4 separate regions of the Mus musculus genome follow, and all the other regions are linked to region 1. A link is a loop called in an ENCODE intact Hi-C map of the cell type or tissue named here. Cell type or tissue: heart. All regions are shown on one strand.

Region 1 (8,000 bases):
GTGTTTGGGAAATGACAGGCCCTTTCCCTTATCACTGTGGGCAACCAATTTCATCCTGGTCTTAAGAAAATGGTCACTAACCTCGCTTGTGACTCATGGCTCAGTATCCTGTGCTTATGTGGATAAAAGGTCACATACACAAGGTAGACAAGGGAGATACAAATGCTGCTTAATAGCTAGAAGACATGGACCAGTGGAGGAAAAGTTTACAGTTGAGAGGAAGAGGAGACTGGGGAGGAACAATATGGTTGTCTGAGCTGTAAGATAGGGTGTGTCCCCGGGTTCCTTCAGGGTCACACCGTTGTTCCCTACATTGGTCACTCCATCTAGTAGACTTGGCCTTTTATGAAGTTTTCTTTAGGGAGCTGAATGGGCTCAAATGGTTTTAGAACCTGCCCCGAGCTGGAATGGCATTCGGTTCAAGTTCCAAGGCCTGAGAACCAGGAACTCCAGAGTCTAAAAGCAAGGCTTGTCTGAACTCATGAAGGGAGGATTTGACTTCCTTCTGCCTTTTGTTTTATTAGGGCCCCAAGGGACTGGATGACACCTGCCCGCATTGGTGGCTATGGGTCCTCCTCTTTTCTCAGTGACTGATTCCAGGGCTAGTGTCTTCTGGAAGTCCACATGGCAGCTCACAACTGGTTGGCGCTTGAGTTCCAAGGGATCCAAAGTCCTCTTCTGGTCTCCATGGGTAGCAGGAGGTGGTGAACAGAGACCCAAGTAAACATCTATACACACAAAATAAAATTAAAATGAAAAAAATAGAGGACAACCAATGGCTCAAAACAGTGGCCTCTGCCACTGGCCTCTGTCCTTCCCCTTCTGCTTCCAGGGGGCATCTGCTTTTCATTCACAGAGCTGATTGCTTTGAGATTGCATAAGTGTGCAAGTGTGTGTGTGCGTGTGGGTGTGTTTATGTGTGTATGTGTAGGTGTGTGTGTGTGTGTGTGTGTGTGTGTGTGTGTGTGTGTGTGTTTGTGTGTTGGGGAAATAATGGTTTTTTTTTTTTTTTTTCAAGTTTTGTAGCAGGCCAAGATCAGGCCTCTTCATGGGGAGTATGGATTTCAGAATATCTAGGTCTTCCTTCCTGGGCTGGTTGAGAGCCTCTTCCACTGTGCCCCCTTGAGGGTCTAAGAACTGGATGCCAGGACTGAGGAGGTAGGGAAAGAGGCTAGAATGAGGCATATGCAACTTCTAACTCCCACCTGATCCATCTTCCCTCAGTTGGCCTGGGAGGCTGTTAGACATTCTTTGTTTCAGCCGCTCAGGAGGAAACCATTCCATTTCTCTGTCAAAATGAGGAAGGATTGGACAGAAGTCATGGGTGGGCTGAGACTGAGCCTTACTCTTTTTTGTTTTTTTGTCTCTGTCTTAATCAGACTTCTTTTCCTTCTCTTGGACGTGCCTGGGATAATTTTATTTATGGGTATAAACACAATTGTTTTCTACTTTCCCCAGGCAGGGGACTGAGTTTTCTACATGAACTGTCCCTGTCTCACCGAGGTCCGGCTTCTAAGTGTTGCTGTCAGCATCTCCTCCTCTTTTTCCTTATGGATGTCTCATAATATATTCTATTTTTTTTTTTAAGAATTTGTGTTAAGTTTGGAACCCAGGGCTTTGTACAAGTTAGGTGAGCATTCCTCCCTTGAGCTCCCTTCCATTCTCCTTTTTATTTTTATGGAATTAAAAAGATTTATTTTTACTTTATCTGTATGAGTCTTTTGCCTGCATGTACATATGTGCACCACATGCATGCCTGGTGCCTACAGAGGCCAGAAGCAGGTGTTGGATCTACTGAAACTTGGGCTATAGTTATTAGGCATATGTGGGTTCTGGGGACCAGAAGTGGCTCCTCCCAGGGAGTGGCTGGTGCAGGGGCACTTGCTGCTCTTGTAGAGGACTGGGGTTCCATCAGTTTCAGCCCACCCTCACTCCCTGAGCACCGGGACCCCCGAGATAGCTGGGCAGGGCCAGAGCTCAGCAGTAGTACTGAATTTGTGTTCACACGTGCGCTCTGCAGCCTTGAGCCACTGCTGGGAATTTCTAGTGTATACTGCCATAGAAGGCTGACTCTCTTCTGTGTTCTTTCTGGGGCATAAACTGCAGCTGGCGATGACATTTGTACAGTCTTGCCGGCTACTAAATCACAGTGGACCACACAAATGGCTGGTCTGGTTTGTTCTGTGAGACCTAAATCAAAGGGACAGGCTTTCCTCTTAGGTATTAGGGGTATACATATCATATGGCAAGTTGGCAGGGCCACCCCAAAAGCACCAGGATTGGCATCTATCCCCTGTTACTTTGTGATAACACGAAGAGAATCGCTTCAAGTAAGTAGAATTCCTTTCAGTGGACCTTGCTCAAAAAGAGGTTCTACAGCTCTCTATTCATGATTGGATCATACTGAGAGCAATGTCTTTGTTGGTGGCTCAGCAGGGTATGGGGATGGTAGTGATTTTGCTAAGGGCCTCCTATGACAAGCAGTGAAGGCTCTTCCTTGTGTGTTTGCAGAGCATTGGTCTTGCTTCCCAGAACGCATCACATCTGCTCTCGGTGTCAGCCACACAGTGCTGCCGATAAGGTGCAGCCACAGATAAACTCCTCGTCTACGACCTTGCTGTTTTGCAAACACACCAGTTATTTTCCCATACCAGAGCGTTTGCACCCCTCTTCTGTCTCCCCATGTCTCCTCTCCTTCAGACTGAATTCTACACCAGCACTATTGATGTCTTACACCCAGAGACCACCAGGAACCTACCTGCCAAGAAGCCTGGGTTTATTGCTTGTTGCAATGAAGGGGAACACAGCCCGGGGCACTGTGGATGTCTCAGGAAGGGGGAGTCCAGGAGGCTTAGCAGGGTTGGACTTGTTTTTGTCTAGATCTAGCACAGCTCCTTGTCTGAGCTTGATGTCCTGTGCGGTTGCTTATATTACAACAGGAAAGCACCCAGCTTTCCTGGGAATGTCCTCCTTCCCTCTGAACTGTATAGCAGGAATGGCTTTCTAGGCCCTGAGCCCAGTGCAGAGAACTGAAACTGGGGGAGGCGTGGCAACGGGCGTTGAGTGAAAGCACTTTGAGTGGCCCAATGAGGGTGTATCCAGCTGTTCAGCTTGCAGTCTCACTTCTGGTAGCCATGCCAGCTCTCTCAGGCAGACCAGGTCTGGTTTCCCATTTCCTGGCATGGTCACAAGGTCTCAGCCAGGCTCCTCCCAGTGCTATAAAGGCTGTGAGGGCAGGGTCATGTCCCCCTCCTACCCCCAAACAAAAACACAGAACAAAGCATACAACTTTGGTTTGACTGCAAGCACAACTTGGCAGTGCGTGGACTACATGCGGGGCAGAGGCTCCAGACTGTACTCGTGTTCTGTGGCCACACAGGATGGAAAAGCATGAGGCAGAGATCCATCAACACTGGTCATAAACACCAGCAGACAGTGTGGGCATGCCTGTGGTTCTTTGGCCCCCATGTGGGGCCCGAGCTTGTGCATACCATCTGGGGCCTGGCTCTTCTTAGAAGAGTTTTATTTATCTCTGTTATCCAAGGCCTAGAGTTGCTGACAGGCTTGTAGGATTCAGGAAAGGGCCTAGAATAGGTAACCACTAGCATCAAACATACAGAAGCATCTGGGCTGTCTGCTTCTCATTATCTGATCCTAATCTCTCATCGGCCTGTTCGGGGTTGGAGAGATGGTCCAATGGCAAAAAGCACCAGCTTCCCTTTGGGCGGACCTGGGCTCGGTTCTCAGCATCCTCATTGTAGCTAATAATCCTCTGTAGTTCCAGTTGTGGGAGTCTAATACCCTCTTCTGACCTCCTTGGGCACCAGACATACATATGATGTGCAAGCAGACATGCACACGGAACACCCATACACGTAAAATAAACACATGTAAAATAAAAGGAATAAGCGGTTATAAATCTTACTTTACAGACAAAGACACAGATGTTGTATAACTCGTCCAAAGACACACAGCTCATGAGGTGCCAGATAAGATTCAGACCCGGGCCTGCCTCGGTCTTGGTTCTCACAGTTCTGTGGCCTCGGTGGAGGGGACTGGGCATTTGGGTGAAGGAACCGCATTAAAGAACACTCTAGATCATGAGGACTTGAGAGCAATTGCTCAGAAGGGCCGGTAGGAAGTATTCTGAGCTGGGTTAGAGTACAGAACCTGTCCCCAAAGAACAGGAAGAGAGAGGACTGCTCTGGACCCTGCGTTAAGCGGATTCCTAGGCAGCCTGTGCTGTTTCATAAGTCTCAGACCTGCAGGGTTGGGGTGTGGAAACCTTGACTCCTCCTTGATCTTTTTCTTAGCTGAGAGTGCCGCAGCTTCCTCTATGGCCACCAGGGGGAGGCGATACCCTGTAACTGTCTGCAAAAGCGAGCCACTCCCGGTCCGGTTCAGTCTCTGGCCACTATGATTTTCAGTCCAATTCTGCTCCAAGGAAGGGGATGCCTGGTTTAGAGAGGCTGGCTGATGAGGCCTGGTTTGCATGTCGTGGCCTTCACGTTCAAAGAGTAGTTCTCTCTCTCTCTCTTTCTCTCTCTCTCTCTCCCTCTCTCTCTCTCTCTCCCCCGCCCCCCTCCTCCCCGCACTCGGGTGGGGGAAGGGAAGAGAGAAACATAATACTTGCATTTCCACTGTCTTAGAAGTTTGTTTCACTGAAAGCCGCTGGCCCTTTGATAGTGTTCATGTGTTAAAACTCCCAGAGTTTTGTAAAATATCCTCTTCCATATTTAGTAAAAGACAACATAGGACGTCCCTACTGACATGATTACCACGAGGCTCTTCCTTTTCAGTCAGGTTGGTTCACTGAATTCCTGCTGTGGCTTCCTAACTGTTACAAATATGTAGCAAAAAGAAACAAAACAACCCTAGGGAGCCGGCTCATCAGAGAGGCGCCAGCTGCTCAAGTCAGGTGGTGGAGTTCAGTCCCTGGAACTCCTGAGAAAGGCTAGACATAGTGACACATTTGCAATGCCAGAGCTCCTACTGTGAGATGGGAGGTGGAGATGAAAAGTCTGTGAAATCTCGAGGGCCGAGAGTATGTAGCAGGGCAGAAACCAGAGAGAGCCAGCTCAAGGTTGAAGGTGAGAACTGACTTTCCAGAGTTTTCCTCCAACTTACATGCGCATGAGCACACACACATACACACAGAGTGACACACGTATCTACACAGACACACACAGGGTCACAGAGAGACAAGGACACACATATACACACATGCACATACACGTACCACATGTACACACACATACACACAGACATTTACATAAATGTACACACACAGATATTTACATATATGTATACACACACACAGACATGCGTGCGTGCGCGCGCGCGCGCACACACACACACACACACACACACACACACACACACGTACACCAACAGCAGCAAAAGACAAACTAAAAGATACAGCTGGGATCTGGATCAAAATGGGTATTTGTGTGTACTGGAAGCAGATAAAAGGGTTTGCTGCTCAGAATCTAGAAGCATTAGAAGGCCCAGGCACAGCTCCCAACAAGTGCGCCCGAGGTGCTCTGTGCAAGACAGAGAGCAACAGTGAGGGTTCTCGAAGGCAGCGGTGAGTGACGTTCCTGCCAACTGTAAATGGTGGCTGAGAGGGAAATCTCTGGTCATGTTGAGCCAAGAAGATAAGGTATGTGAGAATGAAGACCCATTGCTGCTGGGAGCTGAGCCAAGCCATCCCTTCAACTGCCTGAACCTGGGATGTCCTCATGTTCCCCTGGAGGCCCAAAATGCTGTGAGAAGACCTGGTCTCTACCAGGCCCAGGATCTCAGTTCGAGAGAGTTGGAGACAGAGTGAAAAAACCAACAACAGAATCCCTCGAGGGGACAGGAGCACAGAGCAGTGGCCTGAGGGTAAAAGTGTCATGACGAAGCCCAGTATTTTGTAACTTAAAAGTTTAACTGGAAAGACGAAGAAGAAAAAACCAAAAACAAAACCCAAAACCAACTGGTTGACGATTGTCTCAGCTCTGTACGGAGGCCAGCATGGCCACAGAGACATGCTTGCCCCGGAGAAATCTCAGGTGCAGACTGGGACTTTATGGTGACTGAAATGTAGCTTACCACATGACCCGAAGCTCCCTTGAATGCTGGGACTTGGTGTTGAGGTGAATACTGGAAGGCACTCAGCTAAAAAACTTTATATTCGTGAACACAACATCAAAACTGGTAGCCAGGTACTTTAAACATTAATATTTTGAGGAATGAGGACTTCTGTCAAGTCAAGTGAGAGGATCCGTTATTTTTTTTTTAACTTCTTATTGATTGTTTGTGGATTTCACATCATGTACCCCAATCCCTCTCACCTCTCCCTCCCCTCATACCCACCCTCTGCAAACTCCCCCACAAAAGAAAAAAACAAAACAAAATAAATAACGACAACAATAACAGAGATCTCATTGTGAAAGTTGCAGTGTGTCACTTGTGCCCTATACCGTACTCCTCTGTCCACACATCTTCATTTGCCAATGTTCCCTGCAGCAGTGAATTGTTGGTCTGGCTCCAGGCCTCTGGTTTCTGCTACACTATCAGTACTTGATCTTCACGGGACTCCTCTCAGACATCCTGTGGTTGCCCGTGTTTTGAGATCCTGCAGCTTTGGATTTGTAGCCTTGGCCTCTTCACGAGCTCCAGCAGTTGAGGTGGGCCAACTCAAAGTCCTGGATCTGGGCCTGGGCAGTAGCCGAGGTCGTCAGCTCTCCAGCTCTCCTGTACCTGCACTACCAGGTTGAGTTCCCCAGTGCTTCTCTGGCTAGCTCACTCTATGCTGCAGTTGGCAAGAGGCAGTGCTAGCCCTCCTGCTAGCATGCCCTTCACGCTCATTCACTCACTCCCCTCTCACCAAGGCCAACTCTACTGTCCTGCCCAGGCACTGGGGCCTTCTGACCCAAGTGCCGAAACTGGTGAGGGTAGGGATAGCTTTCCTGCTTTCATGACCTTGGGGCTAGCTCTCCTGCCTGCCCCACCGGAGTGAGGTGTGTGTGTGTGTGTGGTCATCCTTCCTGTGATCACAACACCTCATAATATCATAATACACTTATCTTGTGGGATCACATTTACTGTGTGACATTGCTTGAGGAGACATGAACAAACATCTCTCCACCTCAGATAAGGCAAATTGGAAAGAAAGAAGTCCATGAAATGTACCCAGTGAATCAGTGACTTTAATTACTACACACCTGGGCATAGGTGAGGAGTTACTCAAAGGAGCCTCAGTGACACAAAGGCAGCCATGTCACCGAAAGCCCACTCCTGCCCACCGTGTCCCACCAGTCTCCTTAGCTGCTTTTGTAACTTTGGGGAAGGGTCTTGGATGTTTGTCCTGTACCCTCAGCTTCATTAGCTCCTGAGTCTTGTGAACCTCCCTCCTTCCCAGAGTGACTGCGGTTGTTGTTGTTTAAGATTTATTTATTTTTATGCACGTTGGTGTTTTGCCTGCAGATACGTTTGTGTGAGTGTACCAGAACCCCTGGAACTGGAGTTGCACACGTGAGCTGCCATGTGGGTGCTGGGAATTGAACCCAGGCCAGAGTGACTGTTTTAATTTGAAGCAGATAGCTATAAAATGTCTTCACACTTGTGCTCCAGGGCAGCAGAATAGATGCAGATGTCTTTGATGATCCGGACAAGATTCATTCTTGCTTCATCATCCAAGACTGAATTGAGCTGGTCAGAAGAAGGGAATTTTTCCCCCAGTGGCTTCCAGCCTTTGAGTTGCACACGGCAGTCTGACTTAAGCCTTTTGTCTTGTTCCATGTGTGTAATTTGGGACTTACAGTGCCTCTGGTTTATACTCTTTGCTGAGTCCACTGTTGGAGGAGGGTGGGACACAAACCAGCTAGGAGAGAGATGAGCTGCACTGATAAAGGTCATAGAAAGTTTGTGAAACAGAAATGTGTAGTATTAATTTTTTTTTTTTTTAAGAAATCTCAGGTCTGGAGAGATGGCTCAGAGGTTAAGAGCACCCA
Region 2 (8,000 bases), 94 kb after region 1:
ACAGACAACAAGCAGACTTTCCAAATAGGATCAGGAAACTGCTCCATAGCTGGGTGCCAGGAACCGATCCAGATTGCCATCGCTCCTATATCTGTTACTCCATTCGCATATTATGGCCTCTATACCTGTTTTCTCTTTGATCAGACAAAAGATTATTGCAGAAAATGGCCAGACAAGTATGGGGGCTGCCCATACTGGTCTTGTGAGATACACAGGCTAGGGACATGGATTAATCATTTCTTCTATTGATTCTGCAAGACACTCTTCTGCATTCGAGACCCATGGGATCCCAGGTGGGAAACAGGAGTTGCTGGTAAGCTCTACTGCAAAACTCAGACCAGTTCTCCAGTAAGTACTATCCACATCCAGAGAAAATATGTCTCAATCGCCCCTTGTCTTATTAATCTCATCTCTATATTCTTTCAGTGACAAGTACAAAAAATTTCTAACCAAACTGTTAATCAGCTCCTGCTACAGGATTACCAGCCGCTGCCTACAAAGGAATCACTGTCCATAGAAGAGCCTGATTTAGACTATTACCAAACGGATTCCTATGGTGAAGACCAGATACACCCTGAAAAGTGATGACGCCCCTAAACAGCAGGAAGTAGCTTAAGAAACACAACGTCCTTATTCCCTCTTCACCATTGGTTTCCCCTCTCTTTTTCTTCCCTTCTTTTTATAATAACAAGAAGGGAGGAATGTTAGCACCAGGACACTCCAAGCTCCGGCCTTACTATGTGACCCTTGACCTGCGTTGCCAGGGCAATGACCCTCAATCCCACAATCCACTTGGCTCAGTTCTCACCCTCACTGGTGTGACGTCATTTTCTGTATAAATTAGGGGATCACACCTCTCTCTCTCTCCCTCTCTCTCTCTCTCTCCCTCTCTCCTCTTTCTTCTCTCCTCCCTCTTTCTCTCTTTTTCCTCTTCTCTGCCCTCTACCTGCTTCGCCACCCCCATCCCTGCTCAATAAACCTCTTCCATGTGGAAAAAAAAAAAAAAGAAAGAAAAAGGAAACAGTGTCCTGCAATTCCTTGGTTAGCCCTGAGGTAAAGAACTTTTTAGATATTAATCCTTTCATCTTATTTATTCCCAGATGAATGGTGGCATGAAGATCTTGAGCCAAAGTTCTGCCCAAAGTTTTTGGAAAATCTTTCTTCCATCTGTTGTGTGTTGGCATCCATTCTTTGTGTAGGAACTAGGCAGGAGTTGGTAAGCCTGGTCACCTTCTTTGGAGTAGGTTGTATGTTTAAGTAGGATCAGGTCTGGGAAGGTCACTCACAAATGTAGGAGAGGCTGTTTGGTGGCCTCCCTAGTCAGCAATCTGCTTTATGATTACTGATGGCCTCTGGGGTCTGTCCCTGTCGATGTCAGGGACAGTGTATGGTGGCCAATTTCTTTGGGAGCCATAGAACAGCTAGGAGATCTAGGATCTCCTGTTTGTTTTTGTCTTTCATTCTACAATCAATAGTCCCCTTTCATGATATATTGCCCTATGAATACGCACAGTGACAAATTCTTATTGACCATCAGTGTAGATATTAACCACCTCGTCCTTGCCCAACTTAAGCACCTCAATGAGGGCTATTAATTCTGCCCTTTGGGCCGATGTCCCATTTGAGAGGGGAGACACCCAGAATGTCTTATGCAAATCCACCACTGCTGGCCCTCTATATTTGATGCTGTCTTCCATGTAGCTGCTTCCATCAGTGTACATAGTGAAATCTGCACTGGGCATCTAAGTTAGCAGGCAGTGGCTGCTATAATCCTTAAGCAGTTTGGCCATCCTACTGCGAATGGGTCCAATTTCTTAGATAGGTAGGCCACTGGTCGCTGACAGGGGCCTGAGGTTTGTGTCAGTACCCCTTGGCAATGCCTTGACTTTCATCCACAAACAAATGGAAGGGCTTAGTCACATCAGGCAGAGCTAGAGCTGGGGCAGATAACATTGCCAATTTCAATTCTTGGAAAGCTTTCTCATTTTCTTTTGTCCATATGAAAGTTTCTTCCTGCCCCCTAGTGGCTTCATAGACTGGTTTAGCTATCTCAGCAAAACCTGGTACCCGGAGTCTACAAAAAACAACTGACCCCAGGCATTCCCATACTTGGCACCTGGTCTTAAGTATTGGGATGGCTGGGATGGTTTCTTTATGTGCTTGAGAAAGACTTCTTTGACCCCCTTAGCTGGAAACCAAAGAAGGTCACTTCAGACACACAGATCTGAGCCTTCTTGGCTGAGACCTTATACCCCAGTCCCTGCAGTGTTTCTAGAAGAGACCTGGTTGCTTCCATACAAGAGTCTACATCGGTGTGAGCCAAAAGCAAACCATCCACATACTGGAGCAAAGAAACCTGTGGCATAGTCTGCCTGTACTCATGTAGGTCCTGGCGGAGAGCCTCATCAAAAATGTTGGATGGGTTTTTAAAAAACGTTTATTTGTTTGTTTGTTTATTTTATGTGAGAACAGAATTACTGTCTTCAGACACACCAGAAGAGGGCATAGGATCCCATTACAGATGGCTGTGAGCCACCATGTGGGTGCTGGGAATTGAACTTAATCAGTGCTTTAAACCACCAAGCCATCTCTCCAGCCACTGTTGGGCGATTAAAAAAAAAAAATCTATGTGGCAGTCTCATCCAAGTCAGCTGTCTGCTGATTACATTCTCCAGGTCTTTCCATTCAAAGGCAAAAAGTATCTGGCTGTTCTTATATAGAGGAATGCTGAAGAAAGCATCTTTCAAATCCAAGGCTGTATAGATTTGTCTGTCAGGTGGTAAGGATCTCAAGAGTGTATATGGGTTTGGAACTGTTGGGTAGATATCTTCCACCCTTTTGTTTACCTCTCTTAGGTCTTGCACTAATCTATAATTTTGTCCTCCAGGTTTTGTAATTGGCAGCAGAGGTGTGTTTCAGGGAAAATGACAGGGAATGAGGAACCCATGATCACGAAGGCTATTAATATGGGGCCTGAAACCCTGGATGACTTCACCTAGATAGAGCTTAGTAGCAGCTTTCAGACCTATCAGAACCTACCAGAACAGGAGGCAAGTGAAAGGCCAGACCTGGAGGATTATTTTCAGACCATACATGAGGTATCAGGTTTATGTGTTCTTTTAGAAAGGGCAATGGGAGACTGTTATTCCCACAGCAGCTAGGAGAGGTATGACTTGAACTGCCCTCTTGTGTTGGGCAGGTATTGAGTCTAAAACTGGGATTGGTAGAGGCTCTTCTCTGTGAATTACTCCTAATTTAGGGAAAAGGAACACCAACATACAAACTCCTGATCATACATACTCCTGATCATCTGGCAGGTAGATGATGATATACCTGAGTACCAAAGAGAATTGATATATTTTGGACAGTAGGGCACTGTGGCAGAGATAAGGTATTAAAGGTTATGGTTCTATTGCAGTCTAGGGAGCTTAGCATTCCTACAGAATATCTTAGCACAGTCTGCTATGCCAAAAAAGAGATATAGAGAAAAGGTATGGGGTCCTGGCAACACCAGAGTAGGAGCAGCTGATGAAAGGTGAAGTGAAGTTACTTGGCAGGGTCACTGGAGAAGCTGTAAGTGGCAACTATGAGTTAATTCCAGGGGGTACACATAGCCAGCAATATTTAAAGCAGCCAGGTTGGGTGACATTAAGGAGTTGACAGGCTTAGGTCAGGGTCTGAAGCAAAAGGTGAAATGACAAGTTAATACCATTTATAAGAAGGAATGTCAAGGAAGTAAGGACCTTGGAGGAGTGTTTAATTACTTCTCCTATTTATTAGATTTCTAGAGGTTGGACAATTGAGACATATTTTCAACTGGGGACCCAGATTGGTTTTTACAGTAGAGCTTATCAACAACTCCTGTCTCCCATCTGGGATTTCATGGGTTTTGTACATAGAAGAAGAGAGTCTTGTGGTGTTGATAGAAGAAGTGATTGGTCTGTGATCCTAACATATGTATCTGGCAAGATGGCAGCCCCCATATTCATCTGGCCATTTTTTTAACAATCATTTTTTTGTCTGGTCAAAGAGGAAGCAGACAAGAGGTCATAATATTTTGATGCAATGGTGGATATAGGGATGATAGCAGTCTGGATTGGCTCCTGGCATCCGGCTATGGAGCAGTTTTCTGACCCTATTTGGAAAGACTGTTTGTTATCAATGGGGGTTTCTCAAACCTTGAATCTCCAGACTTAAGGGCTACACTGAATGGAAAAAAAACATCAGGGAGAGGGTGAGAAGCCCATGTCTAATCCAGTGGGGTCGAGTGCAGCTGCCAGAGTGGAGTCTCATTTTTCTGAGATTGGGGACAAGGTGGGTGGTTCCAAAGTCCACTTTAGAAAGGAGGGTCTTGTTGTCCTCGATGTGTAGGAAGAAGAGTCATTCTGAGGCAGAGGGGTGAGAGTTTTGAGGTGAGACAGGTGGACCCAGTGAGACCTCAAGTTTAGCAGCTGTGGGAGTCATGAGAATTACTTTGAAGGGGCCCTGCCATTTAGGAGAGAGAGGTGAGGGCCAGTGGTCTGCAGGGGAGAGAAGAACCTGGTCTCCAATGTTGAAAGGAAGTGGGCAGGGATCAGTGTGTGGCTGTGGTAGACTGTGGTCAGCAAAGTTCCATAGGAAAGAACAGATGTAACACAGTAGTGAGGTGAGTAGGTGATCAGGGATGGGGGAGTATTTGGGTGAAAGACCAGGAGTTAGGACCAGACATCCAAACATGAGTTTGAAAGGTGAGATGAAGAGGTCACTTGTGGAGAGGTCATAGCCTAAAAAGAGCCGGGGGTAGGAGTTTTACCCAGTCGAGGTAAAGTTCCCGTGACAGTTTGACAAGAGTCCTTTTTAGGCAACAGTTAGACATTTTTATCATTCCTTAAGACTGGGGGTGAGAGGAAACATGAAAATTCTAGGGGATGTTGAAGGCTTTAGATAGAGTTTGAGAAACTTGGGAGGTGAATTGGGGACCATTGTCTGACCAGAGGGAGGCTGGGACTCCAAATTGGGAATGATCTCTCAAAGGAGGAGATGAGAGACTGTCTGAGCCCTTTTGTAGTTGTTGGGGAGTGCCTCCACCCACCATGAGAAGGTATCCACAAAGACCTGGACCATGGCTTGGCGTGTTTGACAGTGGGCATGTGGGTAAAGTCAAGTTGCCAGTTGGTTCCAGAAAGGGACACTGTAGCCTGATGGGTAGGAAAAGGGATACTACAATATGTGGAGTTAGAGTCTGACATCTGACAGATTTTTGCAAGGGGCAGTGATAGATTTTTAAGAATTGTAAGTCCTTGGGAGTAGGCTGTAGATTTTTTTTGTTTGTTTGTTTAAAACAAAATAAGACTTGCTTGGCTGGCATGATGGGATAGAGTGTCAGGGGGTGAGAGAGGAGATGTGGGTTGTAGTGTAAGAATGTCCTGTGGTGGGTGAGGCAAGTCTAGACCCCTAGAGGCCGCAGCTCTATCTGCTTCGTTGGTGTGGTTGTTTCCCTTGGAGACAATAGAGTCATGTATCTGGTGGGATCTGCAGTGGACATTTCCAATAGCTGTGTGGAGATGGGAGGCTTTTCACATGGCCATAATTTGGTTTGTATTAGTTACTGATCCTCCTTTTGTCGTAAGTAACCCAAGCTCCTCCAAGATAGCAGTGTGGGTCAAGAGGATATGGAAAGCATATTTGGAGTCTGTATAAATGTTTAGGGATTGTCCCTGTGCCAGTTGAAAGTCAAGGAAAAGAGCTATTAGTTCAGCCTGTTTGATGGTGTGGGCAGGGAGGGCCTGTGCCTTAATGGTGTTGGTATTCTGTCTGGACTCCACCCCCACAGTTACCTGGCAATAGCCAGGTAGGTCTGGTCCACTATAAAAGGGGCTGCTTGCCCCCTCTTCCTTCTCTTACTCTTGTCTCTCTCTTGCCCCTTGCCCTCTTGCTCCCCCTCTCTCTTCATTCCCCTCCCTTTTCCATGTGGTCATGGCCAGCCTCTACTTCTCTACTCTCTCCCTCTCTCTGCCTTTCTCTGCCTCTACTACTCTCTTAACTCCCCTCCCCATGCCCTAAATAAACTATATTCCAAGTTTTGATGATATTCTATCATGTGGATGGTCCCTCAGGATGAAGGGATGCCTTGGCATAGGCCCATCGAGGCACTCCCTTCCCCCACACCTCACCACACCCCATAGAACATATTCTTATATCTCTTTATATTTTTTATAATCACAACATTGGCACTGTAACTCAGATCTAGAAACTCTGCAGGTTTGCATCCCTTCTCAGCTCAATCACCACAAGAGATCCATGCTCCCTTGTAAACCCCACAACCATCCATGGTCCCAGGGGAGAGTTCTTGAGCGTGGAGTTACCCCTGTACTACCCTGACCCTTGTTTTAGGACTCTTTCCTTGGGTGAGAATTCCCTCTCCTTGGAGAGTTTCTTTCTCAAGGCTGAGAATTCCAGGCAGGACCTGGACAACTACTCTCTGGTTCAGCAGCACCAGTTCTTAGCATTGGACTTTAGCCCCCATGTGTCGTGCCATTACCCCCCCCCCCAGCTTAGACTTTGCCTGAGAAGCAGGTTTGGCTCCACGCCCTGGTGGAGACCCTACTTCTTGCTGCCCTTCCCACCCCCTGCAAATGTGGAGAGTTTTAGCCTCTAGGGGGACTTAGTGACAACTTAGGCCTCTAGCCTGGCTGGAATTTTTGGTTATTGAATTATTCTTGGAACACTGGTATGAAAAATTCAGTAACTCCCCAATGGGTGCTGCTATGTCTTCGAACATATATTTTAAGGGATCTTCACACATACTGCCAGCAGTCTGGTAAATGGAAAAAGTCCCCTATGCCTAAGCGTTTACCTATCCACGTTCCCACATCTCTGGACTGTTCTCATGGCCTGCATGCTCAGTTTGTGTCACAAGCCTGAACCTGCCTAGACAAACCCATTTTCTGTCACCACGATCTTATGCCACTGCTGCCAACTTTCTTATCCTCGCCCTAGCCATATATCTCTTTGCTCATACTTTTTCAGACTTCTGACCACATTGACAGCTAAAAAAGCAAAGCTTTCACAGATGTAATCTCTTATCTCCTTACCTAAACTGTTTCCATTAATTAAATGCTTCATATTTCTTCTTCTTGCTATGCCACTGTCCTAATATTATCTGAGTTTCTATAAATTTGTCTAACTCTAATAAAACATTCCACTATACAATCCAACTTTCTAATCTTGTTTCTTCTGCTCCACAAAAGGCTCATCTTAAAGACTGTTCATGTTGTTAACTCATGTTGTTATCTCTTTCGTAAACTTATAAGCTACAAAAAACCTACTCAGATCTACTTCTCATGGACCCAATAGGCTCCATCCAGATAAGAACATCTGCCTAACCTAGTCCAGAAGATGGGATTCCTCTGGGTTTCAAATGTACATCTTAAGAAAAAATTTCCTTTCTCCCAAACTTACTTAATCTTATTCCCTACCTATAATAATAATTTTCAACATCTTGTCAAGTCCAGGCACTTACTACATCCAGGAGAGCTCCAGAGGGCCACCTTCAGATACCCTCTCAGACACAAACACTTCTTACTGGACCTGTTCCTTCTGACCTATCCTCAGAAGGCTCCCCAGACCCTGGACAGCAAGGAAGCAGCCAACTCTCCTAAGATTGGACAAACATCCCCCATACCCATCCCTCTAGGTTCCCCAGAGACACGTCACCCCAATGTCAGCATGAAGCAGCCAGATATCACGATGACACTATTCCTGCTTTGCCATCACCTCTTTCTAATTTTTTCTTTTTAAACTAAACCAAAATGGGGGAATGTTGGTATTCTGTCTGGACTCCACCCCCACAGTTACCTGGCAATAGCCATGTATGTCTGGCCCACTATAAAAGGGGCTGCTTGTCCCCCCCCCTTGTTTTTGTCTCTCTCTTGCCCCTTGCCCTCTTGTCTCCCCCCCTTTCCCTCCCTCCTCTATGTGGTCATGGCTGGCCTCTACTTCTCTACTCTCTCCCTCTCTCT
Region 3 (8,000 bases), 390 kb after region 1:
CACTAAGAAGAAAGCAATCCCAGAAAGCTAAGGCTCTTTCCCATAGATCCACTGGAGCCAAGACTGTGTCCAATTAAGCCACTCATCGGGCAGGCCCCTGTGTGACCAGAGTCAAAAAAAAACAACGAACTCTATATTCTCTGAGGCCAGCTCCCAGTGAGATGAGAATAATGACTTCTCAAGACCCCGTGAAAGTTTGTGAAGCAGTCTCACTAGGGGGTGCTGTGAAGACCTTCAGATCCTTCTGTAACATAATTTTTTTTTTTTTTTAGATTTATTTATTATATGTAAGTACACTGTAGCTGTCTTCAGACACTCCAGAAGAGGGAGTCAGATCTCCTTAAGGATGGTTGTGAGCCACCATGTGGTTGCTGGGATTTGAACTCCGGACCTTCGGAAGAGCAGTCGGGTGCTCTTATCCACTGAGCCATCTCACCAGCCCACATAATTTTTTCTTAAAGAAAAAGAGAGAGAGAGAGAGAGAGAGAGAGAGAGAGAGAGAGAGAGAATCTTAGTCACCTGCTGTTTGTGCATCTGAAAGCTGACTTGTCATCTTGAAACCTTGTAGGCTAAACTCATAGAGGGTTTGGCAGGGAAGGAGCTTGTTTGAAGTGATAGAGTTGGGAGGCTGATTTTCCTGGGAAACTTGGTCACTTCAGAAGGAAAGGGTGTGACATAATGCCTTTTTAAGGAAAAGAAAACAAAATTACAAGACTCTGCTGACTTGTACAAAGTCTTCTTTACTCTGCCATTCTAGGTACAACTGTGGGGTCTTCAGGCCAGTATTTCTGATAGACACTCACTCAGTACCTCCTGGTAGTGACTGAAGACCCCATTTCACCTGCACCCCTAGCCAGTTAACCATTCAAGAGAAAGAAGTACCCAGATGTACTTAGATGAAGTTTGGTAAGATGTATCCCAACCGCTGAGCCCATGAGTAGCCTCTGTCAGTACATTGTAGCCATGGTTCTATCATGCAGGTGCCTGAGTATCCAAAACACTGGCTGATGTCCCCACCCTGGTCATTTTATCTGCTCTTTCTGCACAACACAGATGCTTAACTGTCTCCTCTGATACTTTGTGTATAGTAGGGAGTTTGCCTTGGTCTCTCCAGGCTGCTCCTGAGCTAGGCTGATACAGTTTTCACTTGGCAAGCACACACAGGGCTGCAAAGCTCAAGTCCTTCTCCCTCTGTCATCTGGCTGGATAGGGGCTCATCAGCCAACAGCATAAAATGAGGGTAGGGTACTAGAAGGATGGCAGATACACCTATATTTGGTAAACTGTGTCATTCTAAGCTTACCTCGAACCATCAATGGATGTGATGAACTTACCAATTAGTAGATCTCATCAGTCACAGCTTCCAATGGATAATTTTGGCTAGATGGTCATTTGGTTCAAGGTCAAAATTTTCACTTTGTTTTACTTTATTGGATTCATATATTATTTAGTAAGGGCAGGGGGCATACATGTTCCATGACATGTGTGGAGGTCAGAGGGCAAACTGCTGGGGCAGTTTTCTTCTATCATGTGGCTCCTGGGTACTGAACTCAAGCCATCCATGTTGATATCAGCAGCTGCTAAGCAACCTTGTTGGCAGCTTGCTTTATTTTTGACACACAGGTCTCCTCCATAGATGGCTTGCTTGCTGGGTAGGGGTGGGTCTCAGTGTGAGGCTCCCCTAGAGCTTACCCTCTGCAGACATCTTTGCCCACCATTGAGCACCTCAGTGCTCTAGTGTCTGTTGGGTCTAGGTTCAGCTAACAGAGCTGTTTGGAGACCCTAAGAGAGGGCAGTCCAGACAGCAAAGCTCTTGTGAATGCAGATGGAGAAAGAGAGAAAAAAAAAAAGAAAAAAGAAAATGGAGCTGCTCTCTGCTGGATCCTCATGCCATTTAACCTTTTTATTTTTACATTTTATCACCTTTATTTGAGGGTTGTTTTGTTTTGAGCCAGGATCGGCTGGATGGCCTGGAACTCACCTTAGACTTGTTGTGACCCTCCTGTCTCTGCCTTTCAGGTGTTGAGATTGCAGGTCTGGGTTATCACACCTGGCTTATTTTGGGCCTTTTTTTCCCCCATATCTGCTCAATGGCAAGTTTCTTCAGGGCAGAATCGGAATTCCAGCTCCTCTGCCTACTACTATTTGAGCCTAGACAACGCACTTTCCACCTGTGAGGCTTATTGTCCTCCCTTAAGAAGCTGGGACAATAATTAGCCCACAGTGCAGTGGTGAGCAGTCACAGGGCCGTCTCCAGAGCCATGCTCATTCTTCTCGCCTCTGACCCTCTAACAAAAGCTCCCGGACTCCAGTCTCAGCACCGAGTAAATCTGCTAATGTGCCAGTGGGTATAGACGAATGCATGTAGCCCTCGGGGGAGCATGTGGTTAACACGTGTGCATTTTAATGGGGGTTCTTTTACAGCGGTTCTAATGCTCCGTGGATTGTCTGGGGCCGTGAGGGTTGTTCTCTCAAGTTGTAAACTCGCTGCTACTGGTTCCGCCTTCTTCTGAGTCTGCTCTACAAGGAGTTGGGGGTGTGGTGCATGCGCAGGGTATGCACGCACTGTTTATTTGGAAAAGCTTGATTACGTTTGGAATCACCTAGGAGACACATTTTGAGATTTGTGAGGGTGTTTCTAGAGAGGTTTAAGTGAGGAGGAAACACACTGGTTGTGGGTAGCACCATCAAATGGACAATGGTCCCAGACCAAATAAAAAGGGGAAAGAGGGGCTGGAGAGAGATGGCTCAGTGGTTAAGAGCACTGACTGCTCTTCCAGAGGCCCTGAGTTCAATTCCCAGCAACCACATGGTGGCTCACAACCATCTGTAATGGGATCTGATACCCTCTTCTGGTGTGTCTGAAGACAGCTGTAGTGTACTCATATACATAAAATAAATAATTGGGTTTTTTTTAAAAGGGGCAGGGGAAGCTGAGCATCTTTCTCTGCTTCCTGACTGCAGATGTGATGTGAACAGGTGTCTCACACTTCCTCAGCTGTGTCTTTGCTGCCATCACGGACTGCACTACTCAAACAGAGCCAAAATAAGAGTTTCCTCTGTGGGTCACATCTACGAAAGAAAATAATACAGTATATATTGTTCACTCGATGTGTGCATGTAGTTTATATGGTGCACACATGTGCATAAGTGTGGTATGTGCACAAATGTACAGGAACAGGAAAGAGCAAGCCTCCTGGGCTGCCTCTCTGAATTCTCAACCCCCCTTTCAACTTCCCGTGGACAGTACCCATGCCCTGACCTTTGTGTGTTAACAGTAGCTTACAGCTTTATGCTCACTGAAGGTGGAGCTCGCTCTGCAAGGACTGAGAGAAGAAGAAAAAAAGCAGTGAGGCTAAGAGCAGCAGGAACAGTTTCCTTGCAGCAGTGTTCTAGTGCCCTCTAGTGAATTTTCTCTGAATTTCTCATGGCTTCTAGTGGCTTTGAATCCAAACAGTTCTACCCACCAGCGGTTAGTCCTTCCTCTCCTGGCAACTAGTGGGACTCAATAGACCCGAGCCTGCAAGAAGCTATGTGGAGGGCTGATGTGGGGGAAGCAGACTTGTCATTCTCTTGGCAGAAGAAATGCTTCAACCTCATCTCTGTAGAAAGAAAAGGAAGAAATAAATATTTACATGGTCAGATATTTTTAGAAGCGGTTTGTTGAAAAAAAATGCAGTAAAATATGAAAGAAAAGGGTGGGAGCTGGGGGATGGCTCACACTGCTCATGCAGGAGATCAAAGTACAGTTCTGACCACTCTTGTTGGGCAGCTACAACTGACTCTTTAGGGCTCTATAGGCACCTGAACGCATCATGTGTACCCCCATGAAAACCTCAGCAGGGACGGGAGTGTAGAGCCCAGCCTAGCACCCCACACCCAGGAAAGTTGCCATGCCCATGGAGCCAGAGGCCAGAGTTCCTGTGAGTGAAGACAGTCTTCAGTGATTTGCATGAGATTTCTAAATGGAATATGACTAAGGTTATGGACACCTAGCTTAATTTGGAAGTGTGTTATTCTTGAGACCCCTGGATCACAATTCCCTCACTTTTATCCCTCAACAGCTGAGTGACCATGAATGTCATCTACCTGTTGGTCCTGTGAGTGGGCAGAGGCAGGAGATACATGAGGTGAAGGGGAGGAGGAGGGGGGGGCATCCTCAGCTCTGCTCCTACCAGGTAATACCAAGAAAAAACAGGGCTGTCTTTGTGAATGTGTAAATGTGCACCAGCTCACCCCAGACATGCCATGCAGACCTGGAACCAACCTCCTAAGTCCTGCTGCTGCTGTCAGGGTTTATTATGGAAAGAGGCAAGATCACACTTTCTTCTAGGGAGCAAAGTAAGGGTCATGGCCACTGTTGAGGTGGGTACTATGGGAACCCCCATTACAGAGAAGGAAACTCTTTTTTTTTTTTTTAATTTATTTATTATATATAAGTTCACTGTAGCTGTCTTCAGACACTCCAGAAGAGGGAGTCAGATCTCGTTACGGATGGTTGTGAGCCACCATGTGGTTGCTGGGATTTGAACTCTGGACCTTCGGAAGAACAGTCGGGTGCTCTTACCCACTGAGCCATCTCACCAGCCCGAGAAGGAAACTCTTAAGTGAGCATGCCTAAAGCCCCTGGAAGCCAAGTACAGGACTGGAGTTAGAAAGCAGAACTGTCTCCTGGAATACTCAAGACAAACCACCACCAGCTAAGACAGAAAATACTCCTGACAAGTCACTGTGTTCTTTCTATTGGTCCCCGCACCTTTCCTGTCTCCCCACAGCCACGGCTATGAATCCAGTTTGTTACTGCAGACACGTTTACTGTTACTGCTGCAACCCAGCGTGCTTCTGGACCTTCCACAGATACTATTGCCCAACGGAAATCCTCCGGCAAAGTCCTCTTTTCTCTGAAGTGTTCTCGGCGTAAGTTGACCCACTTGAGGGTTGTCAGTGTTTGCTGTTATCTTCACTTTGTGATGCTTTGGGTACCTGCTCAACTTCTGAGCTAAGCCTCCAGCTCGTTGATGGTTTTTCTGAAGCCGTGACCTGTTTAAGGACCTTCAAGTGGCTGGCAGGACTTCGTTTGCCGATAACGCCGCTACATAGGCAAGCACCCTGGGCCATGCAAGAGCTTCACACAGGTACACATCCAGGAGTTCTCTCTGGGTTTGCAATTTACTCTCATGTCAGCAGCATGTCAATTCTGCTGGTCCACACTCTCTCAATACTGACAGATCACGTAGACAAGCCAAACCCTTTACACTGCTTAATAGCTCCTTGTGGTTACAAAACAAAATAAAACAAAACAAAAACAAACAAACAAACAAAAACGCTGGAGAACGGTGGCACAGGGAATCACGTGTGGGCTCTGTTTTGGGTAATCCCAGGCTCAGCAAGGTCCAGATGGAGGTGACTGTGCTGCTGTTGATAGTGCACCATATCCTGTGTAAAACATGACATAGGGGACAAAAGGGAGCAGGGCACCTTTGGAAAGACTCATTGGCCAACTCAACCAACAACCTGCTCCAAGGCATCATCCGTTTGTCTTTAACCTTTATCTGACTGGTGGTGAGTAAGGAGTCTGGACTGGGTTTGCCTACGGTGGTTGCAGTTCAAGCCGGTTAGTCCGGTATAATTATCACTAGCATCTCCTTTGACTCTTTGAGTGTTCAGGCTTGAAAGATGATTTATATAAGTTGTCCGCTAGAGATGGGGCAGTTCAGCTCAATGCCTCATCCAGCGATGCTTTGCTGGGGTTCATGTCGATCTGATGGTCTCACGGAGCCCACGGATGCAAAGCACAAAAGATATAAGCTGGAGTCTTCGGAACTTCCCACCGCTGGAAAGGCCAGGCGCCATTACTGTGGATTCCAGCCATGCTTTCTTTCTAGTCTCTTCTCCTGCACCCAGGATTCCACCCTACTCTGGGTCTCCTCAAAGCAAAATGCATCCTAGTCCCCAAACAGAGCTCCTTGCCAATTCTGTCCTGAGAGCAATTCCTGTGTGAACTGTGCAAGGGACGGTCAAGCTCTGTGACACCTGGAATAACAAAAGGATCCTTTGTGAGAAGTGGGCTCCAGCCGACCGCATGCAGATGGCTGGGCATCCTCTGACACATTCCTTTCTACACACCCACCCCTACCCTGTGCATGCCCCATCCATTCAGTTCAAGACAATCTGGAATCCTCAGAAACAATCAGGCTATTTGATCAACCTGAAGAGGAAGGTCAGGGTGGCCTTCCAGCATCAAAACTTCCAGAAGGAATGACATGACACAATGGGAGATGTGTGGGAGTCTGTTCCGTGTGTCAGCATTCCATGGTCCCCTTCTAGTGTTGTGTGTTCATGGAACAAAGGCTCGTCCTTAGAAATAAATCCACAAAAGATTTCCAGTTAGGCAGCCTCAGAAAGCTACGCTCTTACTTTGACGAGCAGGTCCGTTGAGAATTTTTCTTGCTAGTGAAGTTTCAAGACTCTTCTGTGGGTCATCAACTCTCAAAAAGAGAAACCCCTTGAACCTTTACTGATCTAACCTCTCCTGATGTTGTACTGTTTGCTTTTAAGGCTCTTGAAGAGAGAGGGATGGGTGCACACACATGAGCAGTGTATGTATCCATATGCACATATATGTATGCTCCGTGTCACCATAATTACTCTCTCAGGAACAGTGGCAACACTTTACTATTTTTGATATTTCCTTTCATGTTCTAGTTGTTCAATACTTTATTTTTACATAAATAGGCGAATCCATCTTCCAGTTGTGGGGGTTGCGCCCCAGAATAGACTGGCCAGGGAACTCAAAAGATACTGTTGTCTCCTTTTGCTATCTCCATTTCAAACAAGTTTCTTTTGTGTTTGGAGGAGGTGGGCAATGCCTAAATAAAACACTTCAGTTTGGGGGAGGGGGCAACTCAAAGGTCTTTCCCCTGCGTCCCTCCATCACTCTTAAGGCTGTGCAGTAGGGTAAGGCTGGGACACAAATGGCTAAGAATGGGCTAACTTTGGTTGGGCCTGAGCTGCCTATGTTTGGGGATCAGGCTGTGATTATGTAGTTGATAAAGGAGAGACTGCTTTGAACAGAGGGAAACAGTAGCCATGATACTCAGAGCTAATGGTCCATAGGTGCTATTATTAGCTCCATTTTCTGGGACAGAAAACTAAGGCTTAAGGAGATAGCATGACTTATTTAAGGTTGCATTAATAATGAGTAAAGGCATATAAGCCCACTTAATTTGGCTGCAGAGCCCACATTATTCTTGTGGAGTTTGAAGTTCCCGAATGTTGAAACAGGATCTTGCTGTGTAGCCATGGCTGGCCTAGTTCTCACTGTCCAGTCCTGGATAGTCTCAGACTCAAGGCAATCTTGTTGTCTCAGCCTCTCAAACACTGGGATTACAGACCTGAGTCACCACTCCCGGCTAAGTCATCTGTAGCAGGTAGTTTCTATTACCCTGCTTTACGCTCTGGGCAGACCAGATGAAGAACACACATATACACACTATTTTATTTTTAATATGCATTTAGCTCAATGGCCAGGCTCTTCTAAGTCTTCCTTGGCTAGTGTGCCTTTCTTTTCACTACAGCTCAACACCTCCAAATCTACCTTCAGCTTAGTTGCCCCATTATCTACTCCTGCTCAGCACCCTAAATCTGCCCTCAGTTTAGTTGTGTTTCTAATCGCCCATCTGGTACTCCAGGCTGAGTCAGGTAGGTTGCCAATGGCCACTCCACCAAAGATCTCATATGGCTGGTGGCTCTCTCTCTCTCCCTCCAAAGCATGGTGAATCCTTTCCTCCTTCTGCATCGACTAACCTGCCTGCAGGAATCCAGAAGTCCCGTCTCTTCTGCCCAGCCATTGGCAACTAGTATCTTTTTTGACCAATCAAGAGCCAATTAGGGAACAGGATCTTCAGCGTTCACATACAGATCCCCAGTCAGAGCATCAGCATCACCTCCTACAGTCAGCACTCCTGGCTGGGCCCACATCTCTATGAACTACCTACCCA
Region 4 (8,000 bases), 270 kb after region 1:
CTGCCCAGTTGATGTTAGTGATATTTAATAGGATACTATATGTAATAAACACTTGATAGATGGTAGTAATTATTAATTTACTTATGTTTTTATTTAAATGTTATTTTCTGAGAGTTTCATACATGAACATTGTATTCATATTATTTCCTCCCCAATATTTCTCACCCCTCTCCTACTCCTACTGTGTCCTCTTCCTCTTCCTTCTAAAATTATTATTGTTACACCCAGACACACATATAGAAAAGGGCATAGGAGGACATTGGTGCTATGGAAGGGAAGATGGAAATGGGAGGGGAGGGAGAAATAATGATGCTTGAAAATGCATACAGAAGGCTGGAAAGATGGCTCAGCAGTTAAGAGCACTGACTGCTCTTCTAGGGGTCCTGAGTTCAATTCCCAGCAAACACATGGAGCTCACAACCATCTGTAATGTGATCTGATGCCTTCTTCTGGTGTTTCTAAAGACAGTTACTCACATACATAAAATAAATGAATAATAAAAAGAAAAGAAAAGAATGCCATACAGAAACATCCTATTTCATGTTTACTTAAAAATGTGTGTGCGTGTGTGTGTGTGTGTGTGTGTGTGTGTGTGTTTTAAAAGAAGTTATACCACTTGGGGTAATAAAGATCCCTACTAGAGACTATTTAATAAAAGCTCCAGGATCAGGCCTGGTGTCTTAGTTTGGGTTTTACTGCTGTGAACAGACACTATGACCAAGGCAACTCTTGTAAAAACGTTTAATTGGGGCTGGCTCACAGGTTCAGAGGTTGAGAGGTTCAGTCCATTATCAAGGCAGGAGCATGGCAGTGTACTGGCAGGCATGATGCAGCAGGAGCTGAGAGTTCTACATCTTCATCCAAAGGCAAACAGGAAAAGGTTAGCTTCCAGGCACCTAAGAAGAGGATCTTAAAGCCCACTCCCACAGTGACACACCTACCCTAAGGCTAAACCTCCAAATAGTGCTACTCCCTGGGCTCAAACATATTCAAACCACTACACATGGGAATCTTCTCTTTGAGTTCTTGGTCAGGGGAAACCAAAAGTTTCAAAACAACACATGCTTTTGCTGCTGCTCTTGGCTCCTACCAGAACATGGAGACCCTACTGCTGAAGACACACGCATTTCAGACGCAGGACTTGGAGAAATTGAGCTGGAACTGACCTGAAAGCTGCTTAAGCCTAGCTTCCCGGTATGATAATACTTATTTATCTTGGGAGGCATCTAGATTTAGATTTCAATAATGTCCTAGGATCAGAACTCGCAGGATTCACTTAGAGCCAGGCTCTGTGAGTAATCTTAGCACTTGGGAAATGGAGACAGCAGGATCCTGAGTTCAAGGCCAGCATTAGCAAGTCTGAAGCAAGCCTGGGCTGTGTCAATCTGTGTGCAAAGACAAGACAAGACAAAACAAGACAAAACAAAACAAAACAAAACAAAACAAAACAAAACAAATTCTAATCAGCACTAGAAGAGTAGGAATCCTTTGCTGAGGAAAAGCCATGGGAGCAACAAGGTGGCTGTCTACAACCCATGACGCTCTCACCAGAACACAGCCATGAAGCCTTCAGGTATATGCTGCTGCTCTGAGCTTGGACTTCTTGCCCCAGAACTTCAAGAAGTTACCAGCTTTCGTTGAAGACCCATTCTATGTCATTTTATAATCGAGTCCCTTGTTGACAAAGACAGAATTTTAACCATGGACCTGTTCATATAACTTAATTTCAAGTCCCTGTAACAGAGACAGGTTTTTTGTTTGTTTTTGGTTTTGTTTTTGTTTTTGTTTATTTTGCTTCTAGGAGTCAGAGGGGCCCAGCCCTTTGCAGTGTGTGAAACAGACTGAGGAAAGAGATCACATCTCATCAGCAGAGGTGAAGTAGAAACTTCTGGTTTCTTTGGAAAGTCAGGTATGTCAAACAATGTTTTGCCAGGGCACACAGGTGAAAGGATATTTTGCTAAAGCAGACATGTAAAAGAATGCTTTCGTGAAGCAGATACACGTGAAAGGAAGTTTTGCTATAGCATACACATGAAAGGATGAGTAATGTTTAGAAGAAATATAAATATGACCCCACAGACAGTGGGAGCTCAAGCATTGGTTCACTTTGCTGAGGACACACATGTACTGGTTCACCTTACATTGGATTGTTAAGGTCACTTGTGGGGACTTCATAGAGAGAAACTTGCCAGAGAACTTCTCATGAGGATCCTATTTCTTGTCCCTGCCTTAAACTCAGGTGGTTGGCAAGTCTTAAGGTTTCTTCTGGGTTTAACTGCAGTTGCTGGTTCATGTGAGGTGTTTGCTGAGTGGACTGGCCTGAGAACAACGAAGCTGGAATCACCCACAAAGAACTATTTCTAAACAGTATTCCCTTGTATTCTAATAACCTTTCTTTTCCCCTGCCTCTGGGGAGGATTGTTGGCTAGAAGAGAACCCTTATTAAAGCAGATGGAGAAAAACGTATGCCTAAAGAAGTGTGTCCACTATGGTGGCAGAGCATGACAGAGTATCTCAGATAGCAACCAGAGGGACCCCAGACCAGTCAGAGAGACACACTGTATGCACATTTGGAAGAATTGAATTTGGCTTGATGATGAAGGCACTTGTGTGTGTGCGTGTGACCACATAAGAACACACTCTTCCTAAATAGCTTATGTCAAAGAAGTTCACTCACACAGCAACCTGTAGAGTTCTACACCAGGTCATCACAAGGGAATCTTAGCACCATACCAGAGATGCCTGTTGTGTGGATGGACAATCAAGGAGGTAGGGCAGTGCTCTCTAAGCTAGGCACAGAACACAGGTCTGCTGATCTCTAGTTTTACTTCTAGATTTCTCTGAGTATTGCAGTGCTCTCTGTAGTACTCTGTGCAGCTCAACAGTGAGTGAATTAGAAAAGGATCCAAGTTCAAGTCCTACACAGGGTGTGATCCCGTCACCTGCTTCCCACAACTAGAACCTTAGAAATAGCTGTCCTTCCCAAGACAACTACAAAAGCTAGAGACAGCAAACCCTTGTCTTAGCACTGAAAGCTGGACTTTTATTATTAAAAAGTCACATAGGAGGGCCGGGGGTCAGCTGACAAAGAAAACGGAGTGGAAGGAACAGGAGCAAGTACTGGATGAAGATGAAGGTGATGGAAATCTGCTATGTGCATGTATGAAGGCATCACAGTCAAGTCCATTGTCCTGTATAATGGACACATACTGACAAGGATATACTGTCTTGCTTTGTTTTGTTTTCTGAGACAGGGTCTTTCACAGAGTTCTGACTGTCCTGGAACTCACTATGTAGACCAGGTGGGCCTTGAACTCACAGAGATCTGCCTGTCTCTGCCTCCTGAGTTCTGGGATTAAAAGTGTGTGACTTCCAGCAACAATGACATTTTTTTTTAAAAAAAAAGGGGGGGGGGTAGAAGAATAAACAGAGAGAGGGGTGCTTTGCTATGGTGAGATCACCCACAGGGGAAAGGAAACTCACAGATCAAGCTTGTGGTCCAGTTTCAGAGTGCCGAAGGGAGTCACCCATGGCCTACCCCCTGCCACCGTGTCTGAATCACCAAAGAAGAGTCACACTTTTCAGTGGCTGCTGGAAACAAAGGGACTGAAGTGTTTGCCACCCAGCAAAGTGGACCCTTTCCCTAGGCTGCTGCTTGCTTGGGAGTGGATACTGATTCCAAAGTTCTACAAAACGTTCTCAGTTCTTATTCCATGTAGCCCTCATGTTGGGAGAAGGAAGACATATTCTCTCTCAAATTCATCCTCAAAATAGTAATTCCAAACAAACTGATGGAAAGCACGTAATGTATAAAGCAAGGGTGGGGGGGTGGGGAGGCAAAATGGATAATATGATAGAAGCTGTGGACCACAGAATTACATTCCCAAGCTGCTGGGCTTATTCAATATAGGCTAAGTGAAGTGTTGCTGACTGAGTCCATGGTGATAAGAGCTGAATTTACATTTTGATGTGAGGATATGAAAAATTCAAAAGCAACATTGGAGGTTTTGTGTGTGTGTGTGTTTGTGTGTGTGCGTGTGTTTGTGTGTGTGCGTGTGATGAGCTACTGAGATAAAGAACTGTAGACAGTGCAGCAGCCAACAAAGAATTCACATTCAGCCAAAGGGACCATTCAGAATGCAGAATAGAGAGGCATAAAGACCCCAAGGGCAGGATGTTAAGGTGGTTGACATCTTTCACTTTATTGATCTACAGGGCTGACTCAGTTCCTGTGGGAGCCCATGCAGCCTCCGGGGGTTCGTGGGGTGTGCATATGGAGGTGCTTGGAGAGTCCTTGCACCAAGAATCCTTCCCCTCACCTCAGAAGGCTGGTTCAGACCCGGAAGCTCCTCCCAGGTCTCTCGGTTCTGTGAAGCACACCTATGCCCTCTAGTGGGAGGATTTTTAATTTCTCTGAAGTTCTGCTGCAGAGGGATTCTGTCCCTGCTGTAGGCTCTCTCTGGGTGGTCCTCAACTCAAAAGACGTGGAGCCTGGGGCTCAGCGAGGCAGGGGCAGTCTTGCAGGAGTCCAGCTTGGGTCAGAAACAGCTGGGCGCACAGAGGTCGCTTCTTACCCCCACCCTCACCCCCTGCTCCATGCTGTCCCTCTGTCTTTTCAGTCCCCTCCTTCCACACAACCTGCTGCTTGGGGGTTTCACTCTCCTGGGAGATGTGGAGGGACAAAATTTCCAAGCCCTGCCACCAACTGCTTCACTTACTGGAAATCCTCTACTTCGAAAAAATGCGGAGCCCACAAAGATTTGTGAGGAAATACTGGAAGGCAGGCTGTGGAGGGGATTGCAGTTAATATTTAAACTTGGTCCTAAGTCCCAGATAGTTTCTAGACCTGGAGGATGGACCCAGGAGGTTGGACTTGCGAGTGTGTGTAGATAAGTGCATGGGTTCCTCCCAGACTCTGGAAAATAACAAAACAAAAAACAAAACCCACTTCCAACTCATCAGCCTCCGTGGGCTTCACGATCCAGAAACCAAAGCAAAGAGAAGGGGAATGGGAGGAAAATCACGGTCTTCAAAGTGGAGAGAGAGAGACAGAGAGACAGAGAGAGAGACAGAGAGAGAGAGAGAGAGAGAGAGAGAGAGAGAGAGAGAGAATATATCTTGAAATGGGTATAGCTGAATAGGTGGTTTACTCTGCAAGTCCCCAGCACTGAAAAATAAACTAAAGGCCATCACAGATTACACTTACTAGAGATGGATTAAATTCTCCTGATTGGAAAAGAGAAGGCTGCAGCTGCAGTGATGGTTGAAAGACTCCAAGAGGAGCCCCTCGCTCAGGCCTCAGGACAATAGTGGACACCCAAGAACTCACGACAGACTGAGCTTGTTGCAAACCACATGAGGCTTTATTCGGAAAGCCAGAGCTCTGGGGACGACTCATATCCCACGCAGGGGTAGAGGAGTCGACCTCGAGGGGAAAGAGTTCCCAGTTTTTATAGGCCCTCAGGGGGGAAAGGAGAAGGGAGAGATTAGGGGCTTTCCAGATCTAAACAATGTCTATTCTCAAGAAATGGGTATGGGAGGGGTACAAGAAAAGAGTCTAATGAAGGTGCAGCAATGGGCACACACCTGGTCAGAACATTGGCAGACACACAGGTTCAAGGAGTGGCCAGAGCATTGTGCACCTCTATTTTTCTAAATCAGTGAAGCTAGTTCTGCTAACACTGACATCTATCTTGCCAATTTCAGGGCTTCTGTGTCCTTTTACATTCTGCCAGGATCTTTCATGGTCAGCTGTCAAGAGCATGGTCTGCTCTTACAGAGAATCAGAGCTGGTCTTAAGGGCTGAGCCATCTCTCCAGCATCAGCCATTCACTTTCAACAACAGTAAGTTCTTTAAGCCACATCATGGTACAGTCCTGGCTGGGCCATACATAGCCTTAGCTCTTTAACTGTCTCCTTCCTCCCTGTCAAGCAGACAAAAGACTAGTTCTTACCAGGGTGCTACTGGCACATACCTTTAATTCCAGCAGTAGGGAGACAGAGGCAGGCAGATCTCTCTGAATTTCATACTAGCCTGATTTACAGAGTGAGTTCCAGGACAGCTAGGACTATGCAGAAAAGCACACAAACAGAACCATGCAGTTCTTAAAGCATGCTTTAAAACTAGAGGGATAAGCATGCCCTTAGCATGTACGAAGCTCTGAGTTCTGTGCCTAACCCCCTCCTCTCTCTTGCTCCCTCTCCTCCCCCTCCCTCCCCACCCCCCTCCCCCCTCCCCCTGCCAAAGCATAAATCAAATTTTAAACATATACATGTGTTTGAAAGTCTTCAATATCTTCTTGTTCTCAAGAATTCCACCTTCATTCTCTGTCCAGTTCCCTATCAGCTGCCACAATGGCTTTCTTGCACACACGCACACACATACACGCACAAACACATACATTCTCTCTCTCTCTCTCTCTCTCTCTCTCTCTCTCTCTTTTTCCCTCCCTCTCTCCCTCTCCTCTCTCTGCATTGCCATTGCCCTGCAGCAGGGAATCTGTCCAGAGCTTGGGTTTTTCTCCTCCAGGAGGTTTGCTTTGCTGGCCCAGCCCAGCTAGACTCAGGCCTTTGCCTGCTTCTCTAGTTACCATTTGTTTATTTCCAGCTTAATGTTTACGACGATCCTTAAATATCTTGCACATTTATTTTATTTTATTTCTGTTTCAGCAAGTGGGGTTTTTTTTTATTCTTATTTTCTTTGAGATGGTCTGTCACTCTGTAATCTAACCTGGTCTTAAAGTCTTGATCCTCCTGCCTCAGCTTCCTGAGTGCTGGAAACATAGGTATGACCGCCACATACAGAATTTCTTGTCTTTCAGATTCTTGTCACTATGTAAACTCATCTTTCACATCCCTTGTCTCAGTGCAACTAAGCGTTAACATAATGTTGAAGAATGGTGACTGTGGCAAGCATTCCTTCCTGGTAGCTGATACCTAGAGAAATGGTCTGTGAGCCCCATGGCTTTAACAAGAGTTGCTGTAAATTCTGGGGAACACTCTCTGTCAAACCTCAGATTCCTTCCATTGTAGAACATAGTGGTGTACACTTTAATTCTAGTACAGGGGAGGTGGAGGTGATAGGCTCAGGAGTTCAAGGCTAGCCTCAGCTACACAGAGTTTGAGGCCAGCCTGGTCTACATAAGACTGTCTCCTGGGTTACTTCTCAGCTGCACAGAATTTCAGGCCAGCATGGACTACATGAGACTGTCTCCTGGTTTACTTCTCAGCTGCACAGAGTTTGAGGCCAGCCTGGGCTACATGAGACTGTCTCCTGGGTTATTTTGTCTTTCCAGTTTCTGCTATTCCAACCGGTCTACTTAAATTCTCCTTTTTATTGTAGTTAATTGTATTTTTTAGAGATAATTCCTCTAGATGTTCAAGTAGGCTGCCATGGAGTCTTATGTAATAATGTCTTATAATTATTTTTCTTTCTTTTTGAATCTGCTATTATACTGTTTTTCTATTTTCTACTATTATTTGTGTCTTATATCTTTCATTGTTTTATAATGGGCTACCTACTTACATTATTAAAAATTAGCTGCCAGGCAGTGGTGGCGCATAACTTTAATTCCAGCACTCAAAAGGCAGAGGCAGCTGCATTTCTGTGAGTTTGAGGCCAACCTGGTCTACAAAGTGAGTTCCAGGACAGCCAGGGCTACACAGAGAAACCCTGTTTCAAAAAAAACCTAAAAACAAACAAACAAAAAAACCCAAAAAACAAAAAAAGCGTTGGGCTGGGCCTAGTAGTGCTAGCCTGTTACCTCTGCTACATGAGAGGCTAAAAAGAAGTCCAATGGTTGTTGTGGTCAAGGGGAGAAGAAACATTTCCCTTTGTTCAGAGAGATATGTGAATACTTGCAGGTGGTGTTCTGGGCTGCCAGTAGGTGGTTACTGTATTGTTCAGAGAGAGGGTAAAAAGTAAGCCTTGGTGGGCCTGGTGAGGCATGGCATGAAGATGCTTGGAAAGATGAGGCAAGAGGACCATGAGAAGGAAAGGG

What was found. Hi-C counts contacts between places; a loop is a spot of excess contacts. Peaks named below come from ENCODE experiments on the same cell type or tissue, not always from the same donor. Only the 100,000 strongest peaks of a DNase experiment are listed, where the experiment ranks them.
Region 2: a loop joins it to region 1, with 7 times the contacts of the local background. A loop is called at or near these places in 21 of 42 quality-filtered maps.
Region 3: it touches region 1 in a loop (10-fold over the local background); 15 of 42 quality-filtered maps call a loop at or near these places.
Region 4: it touches region 1 in a loop (5-fold over the local background); 7 of 42 quality-filtered maps call a loop at or near these places.

Annotation. Positions count from the first base shown.
Region 1 is chr16:20,800,359-20,808,358 of GRCm38, forward strand. No RefSeq gene overlaps it. Among named protein-coding and RNA genes, the nearest start is that of Gm22741, 59 kb to the left of the region's middle. In heart, a CTCF peak has its summit at 4,349 (motif pointing right); a DNase peak (open chromatin) is centred at 4,343; H3K4me3 peaks cover 959 bases; H3K27ac peaks cover 1,460 bases.
Region 2 is chr16:20,893,934-20,901,933 of GRCm38, forward strand. No RefSeq gene overlaps it. Among named protein-coding and RNA genes, the nearest start is that of Gm6551, 31 kb to the right of the region's middle. In heart, a CTCF peak has its summit at 2,032 (motif pointing left); no DNase peak of the experiment used is centred here.
Region 3 is chr16:21,189,384-21,197,383 of GRCm38, forward strand. No RefSeq gene overlaps it. Among named protein-coding and RNA genes, the nearest start is that of Ephb3, 11 kb to the right of the region's middle. In heart, a CTCF peak has its summit at 3,404 (motif pointing left); no DNase peak of the experiment used is centred here.
Region 4 is chr16:21,070,158-21,078,157 of GRCm38, forward strand. No RefSeq gene overlaps it. Among named protein-coding and RNA genes, the nearest start is that of Gm6557, 11 kb to the left of the region's middle. In heart, a CTCF peak has its summit at 4,443; no DNase peak of the experiment used is centred here.